Regions from separate parts of the Homo sapiens genome. Here region 2 is linked to region 1. The links are chromatin loops, found by intact Hi-C in ENCODE. Cell type or tissue: B cell. All regions are shown on one strand. Each heading gives the region's core, and the rest is flanking DNA. Links, peaks and the distances in the headings are about the cores only. Region 1 overlaps KLB (klotho beta). Region 2 overlaps RFC1 (replication factor C subunit 1).

Region 1 (2,815 bases), core at 240-2,739:
TTTCTTCTCTTCTGCCTTTGAAAAATGGCAATTGATAAGAGTAGAACCAGGGTGGAGAAGAAGCAACAACCCAGGAATATCAGTGGTTTCTTCTGCACAAGGAATAAGCAGACAGTGCACTCTGTATTTTCTTGGGTCTGACTGCATCTAGAACTACTGTTCTCAAAAGGGAAGCCCCTGCTGCTGATCACTTTGTTGTAAAATTGTATTGAGGATTTAGCTTTAAAATCAGATGTGAAGAATCCAAATCTGGGTTTAGATTTCTCTTCAGCCAGTTTGAATGCATAATAGCCTTTGATTCTGACTTTATCAATCAGGTATGCTGAAAAAGATAAGAAATTAACATTAATCACAAATGGACTATGAAGTATCTTTGAGGAAGAATTTAGTTTTCATTGAAACAAGCTAAAATTATGCCCATAATAAAGGTAGTGATTTTTATTAGAGGGTTTTTTTTGACATTTATTCTTTTATGATCTATGTAAAGGAGAAGGTGAAAATATGTATAATTTAAGTCTGAAAAATTTGTAGTGAAACTTGATCCATAAATAATCCAAAAACTCTTGGAGGAAAAAGCAAATTTAAGGAGCAGAGCAATGAAGGTTGTCACTTTTGTTTAAAGGGTCACAAGCAGAAAAACGTTGCCTATTTGGCCTGATTGTGAACCTCAGATGTGCTCTTGGTGCAGCCCAGGAATCACAGTTGGTTTTACCCACTCACTCACTGTCGCTCGCTTAAGCTACCATGATGTGGTTATTTCACATTGCATGCTTGTATCGAAACATTTCATGCATCCCATAAATTTATACACCTGTTTACCCACAACCATTTTTTTAAAGCCTAGCAAGCATGGTGAAAATAAGTAACCCAAAATAGTGACTGTTTATCCTGGGGAGTGAGATTTCAGGTGATTTTTTAAAAACTTCTCCACGTGCCCAGTTTTCTATAATTGGTGTGTGTTACTTTTATGATTTTAAAATTTTTTCAAAAATCCCATAGGCCAGTTTTCAGGACAAAATTCAATTGACAGGACTTGGGTGCCACAAATTGGATGCTGTCAGGCACCAGCCTGCTGCTCCCATTCTTTGTTCTTGTCAGGTAACAGGAATCTCGCTCTGCCCTGTGTCTGAAGGGGCCCCGCCCTTACCTTTCAGCACCTCCTGAAGGTACTTCCCTAGGTAGTACTTCCGGAGCCGGTCATCCTCCAGAGCCTGGTCGTCGATGCCACTGGCGGTGATGTAAATGTCCATGTCGCCGTAGTTCCTCCGGACCCACCGCAGCAGCTTGCGCACCCCCCAGGGAATCACAGCCAGGCGCGTGGGGGAGCTCAGGCGGGTGATGTCCTGCAGAAACTGGATGTCCCTGTCCGAGTCGTAGCGGCTGCCGGCCAGCTGCTCGTGCATCACGAACCTAGTGGTGAAGTGGTTGAGCGCGCAGAAGTCGACCGTGCCCTTGAGCAGCCTCCTTTCGGCCTCGGTGAGGCGCGGCAGGGCCGAGCTGGAAAGCCCCCGTCGGTGCTTGGAGGCAATGTATTCCCTCATGGCCGCGGGGTAGTCCCCGGTCTTGAAGAGCGGCTCGGCGAACCAGGCGATCTCGAACTGCAGGAAGCGCTCGGCCGCCCTCCAGTGCGAGTCAGCATAGGGGTTGGCGGGTTCCGCCCAGTCCGCGTGCAGCGACAGCGACACGGCCCCGCGCTGTGAGGGCCTGAACTGCCGGTCGTAGAGGCGCCAGGCCAGGGCGTGGGCCACCAGCAGGTTGTGCGCCGCCCCGTAGGTGTCGTTGCCAGAGCGGTTGTAGATGTCACTTAGCCGGTTAGGCTCGTTGATGGTGATCCAGAGCTTCACCAGGTCCCCCAGCTCCTGGAAGCACAGCCCAGCGTAGGCCTGGAAGGCCTCGGCCGTCGATGGGTTCAGCCACCCGTCGGCATGCAACAGAGGCTCGGGGAGGCCTAGGTGGGCGTGGGTCGGATAATACAGGGTGACCATCGCGGAGATGCCAAGCTTCAGCCCCTCACTGACCACGCACCTGTAGTACCTCAGGGCCTGTCGGTTCACCGCGGACAGGTTGCCAGTGGGAAGGACCGAGGCCCAATCCAGAGCAAACCGGTAGTGGGTGACTTTCATTCTTGCCAACATCTCAAGTTGTTTTTTGATGTTTACAAAATCTGTGCATTGAGCGGGTCGTGTTTTCAGCCTCACCCCTTCCACTCGGTGCAACAGTCTGTTGCCAGTGGCGTTCCACACGTACAGATGAGGATCGCTGAACTGTGGGGACGAAGCCACAGACTCGGGCTGTGAAAAACAAGCTCATTTAGGTCAAGCATGCGCTGGCAGATGGAGGCTCAAGTGATCTGCCTACCTCTGCCTCCCAAAGTGCTGGGATTACAGGCCACCACGCCAGGCCTATTCCAGCCCTTGAAATCTCCCAAGGAGACCAGAAAACAGAGAAGGAGCCACACCCAGGTCCTGGCTTGGAAAACAAGTTGTTTGAGAAAACATTGGGAAGCCATTTTCCAGTTCATTTAACTTTAAACCCTAGGTTATATATGGTGGGGTTTGAAGTGATTCTGTTCAAATGCATCAGGAAATTGGCTTGGTACACTCAATTAAAAGCAATTACAAAAGAGATTCTAAACCCTGCCATAAATTGAAGACAAAGTTGAAATTCCTGTTGTAGAGATTTCACTGAGAAGAGGAGGTTGACCCCAGGCACAATTCCTTAAAAAGGCTGGTGCGGTGGGGTAGGCAATGACCCCTTGCTTTTGCTGAATGCAAATTTCTAACTTGTATTTAAAAAATCCAGGCCGGGCGCGGTG
Region 2 (2,815 bases), core at 45-2,544, 93 kb after region 1:
CCACACATGGCCAATTTTTGTATTTTTAGTGGAGATGGGGTTTTGCTGTATTGGCCAGGCTGGTCTCAAACTGCTGGTCTCAAGCAGTCCAACTGCCTCGGCCTCCAAAGTGCCGGGATTACAGGCGTGAGCCACTGTGTCCAGCCTGTTGTAGATGTTTTTAAGTTAGTTGCTTTTTTTTTTTTTTTTTTTTTTTTGAGATAGTTTCACTATGTTGTCCAGGCTGAACTTGAACTCCTGGGTTCAAGCAATCCTCTTGTCTCAGCCTGTCTGGTACCTGGGACTGTAGGTGTGCACCACAGTGCCCAGCTCTGTTGCTTGCATTTTAACTTTGTTTATGGCACTTTTTGTGTAGTAAAATCTGCCTTTCTTTAGGGATGGTTTCTGGCCTTGATGTTCTGCTTTGAGGGACTTCTACTTGCCAAGATTGAAAAATAAATTTAAATATTTGTTCCTTTCTCCACTCATATGCTCAACAAGAATTATTCTGTGCAGGCAAGAGAAGTGTTTAGATTCATTATTTGGGAGTTAGACTTGTTTTTCTGCATTTCATGAAGTCTTTGAAGGTCTAGAACACTGGACAGCAAATGTTAATTGGAACAGTCAGGTGAAGTCACGTGCTATAAATTAAGGACAAATTGCTGACCTTTGCCTCTTAGATGTTTATACCTCAGATGGCTGCTCACACTGGAGATAGTTCTAAAAAAGTATGAGTAGAATGGCTTCCATTCTGATGAAAATTATTTTCTAAAAGCTTTGATTTTTAGTGTATACTGAGTTAGGTTACGATGCTGCAATTTCTTTAACTCTTACGTTGCCATCAGAGTGTGGGGGAGTTTAGGGGAGTAGGGTAAAGTAATGCAAAGGGAAAGAAAGGAGGATGTGAGTGGAAATAATTACGTAGGGAGGAAATGGTGTAACAGTGCTAAGGAGTGGCAGTGCAGATTTTTGTACAGACAAAAACCAGACAGATCAGTGTTAACAGTGGCTCTGTTTCCTGAATTACATTTTGTTTTCTTTCTCTTCTCAGTTTTAAGCATTTTTGGTCCGAAAACAGGTTGAAAACCACCACTTGCTTTAACCAGATTATTAATTTACAGTTTGGTTATTTCCATGGCACACATGCACTATCACTCTGTCTTTGTGTGTATGTGTTTAAACAATCACTACTTTTTATTTTTAAAATGTTTCCATCTATGAGCTCACTTAGAACAGTCATGATTGTTTGAGTGAAGAATCACTGTGTAATTTCAAAAGTGAAACTGATACGAAACTCATTTGCTCCAGAAGCAATAAAGTAGTTGTCAGCCTCAGACTTGATTCTCTGTAATTATAGGAAAGACTGTGGTTTTCTTTATTGTTCTTCTCCTCTTTAGCATCTGATACAGATGTCTCAGTTTCATAGCTGAGACACCCAGTCTGTAAGCAGTATCTTTTAAACTTAGACTTAATTAGGATGGATTTGTAACTAGGAGATTTACAAAAGAGGATATAAAGCCAGAGAAGTCTTTAATCTTTTTTTTTAATTTTTTTTTTTTTTTTTTTTTTTGAGACAGTCTCGTTCTGTCGCCCAGGCTGGAGTGCAGTGGTACAATCTCGCCACACTGCAACTTCTGCCTCCCAGGTTCAAGCGATTCTCGTGCTCCAGTCTTCAGAGCAGGTGGATTATAGGCATGCACCACCGTGCCTGGCTAATTTTCATATTTTTAGTAGAAATGGGATTTCACCATGTTGACCAGGCTGGTCTTGAACTCCTGGCCTCAAGTGATCCTTTTGCATTGGCCTCCTAAAGTACTGGGATTATAGGCATGAGCTACCTTACTTGGCCTTAAAAAAATTATTTAACATGCTATGTACTTCAATTATCTGCTTTGTTTATTGGCTTAGCCACAGTTATTTGTGTGTGTGTGTGTGTGTGTCACACTTATTTGGGATTTTTGACATTGTAAGAGTATGACAATTATTGTCAGGATCTAGGAAATAATTGCTAACTTTTCTTAACACTTTACAAAGTACTTTTATAGGCATTTCTCTCAGGCAATAAAGAGAGGTAGGTTGTAGGGATAAAAAGTGATAAAAACTGGTGATTACAACCATCAAGGATAGGAAGAGGGAAAATGATACAGGTGGTTCTTAAATCCAGTTCTTTGGAATTCAGATCCTACATTCTCATTATTTTTTCTTCTTATACCCTTCTCTATAAGCAGAGATAATGATAAACAGAGTGTTTCAGTAATATGAAGGGATGATAGTTCAGAAATGAGGTGAGGGTAAGATTTTTACTGGGCCAGAATTGTGGTAGATGCATAATTAATCCACATAAAGGGTCAGTATTAGTCCCACTTTACTGAGGAGAAAACAGATAAAGTAGCTTGCCCAAGATCACACAGTTAAAAAGCACTAGAGCACAGATTTGAATTAAGGCTTCTGATTCTAAGGTCTGTTCCCTTTCCTCTATACCACAGTTTCTTAAACTAAATTTTAGAGAGGTGGGGAAGACTATGCAAAGGTTAGGAAAAGTGAGTGATTTTAATTGTAAATTACATTGTAAATGTTTCAGTGTGATTAATTTGAATTCTGTGGTTTAACACGGGTAATTAAAGAGCATATTGTAATAAGCATCAAAGGTTTTTTTTCTTCAGGATGTTGAAAAATCATATAAAGGAAAACAATTTGAAGCTTTTTAGTTGCCAGGAATGATTAGGGTTGTGAGAGTTATTCTTTCATACTGGAGTATATGTTCCACAGACAAGGATCATATTCTCCAACTTTGTCTTCTCCCCAGCTATGCCTGGGATGATGGGATGTGTATGTG

Evidence for each region. Peaks named below come from ENCODE experiments on the same cell type or tissue, not always from the same donor. Only the 100,000 strongest peaks of a DNase experiment are listed, where the experiment ranks them.
Region 2: a loop joins it to region 1, with 6 times the contacts of the local background. A loop is called at or near these places in 26 of 110 quality-filtered maps.

The regions. Positions count from the first base shown.
Region 1 is chr4:39,445,808-39,448,622 of GRCh38, reverse strand. It overlaps KLB (klotho beta), which reads right to left. Exons shown (of 5, transcript NM_175737.4): 4 at 1,148-2,291; 5 at 1-322. Among named protein-coding and RNA genes, the nearest start is that of RPL9, 12 kb to the left of the region's middle. RefSeq lists an enhancer at 1,305-1,494. In B cell, for the core only: a CTCF peak has its summit at 1,447; a DNase peak (open chromatin) is centred at 1,532; H3K4me3 peaks cover 1,322 bases; H3K27ac peaks cover 2,044 bases.
Region 2 is chr4:39,352,132-39,354,946 of GRCh38, reverse strand. All of the region lies in intron 1 of RFC1 (replication factor C subunit 1), which reads left to right. Among named protein-coding and RNA genes, the nearest start is that of RFC1, 13 kb to the left of the region's middle. RefSeq lists an enhancer at 803-852. In B cell, for the core only: no CTCF peak of the experiment used is centred there; a DNase peak (open chromatin) is centred at 1,336; H3K4me3 peaks cover 1,512 bases; H3K27ac peaks cover 2,500 bases.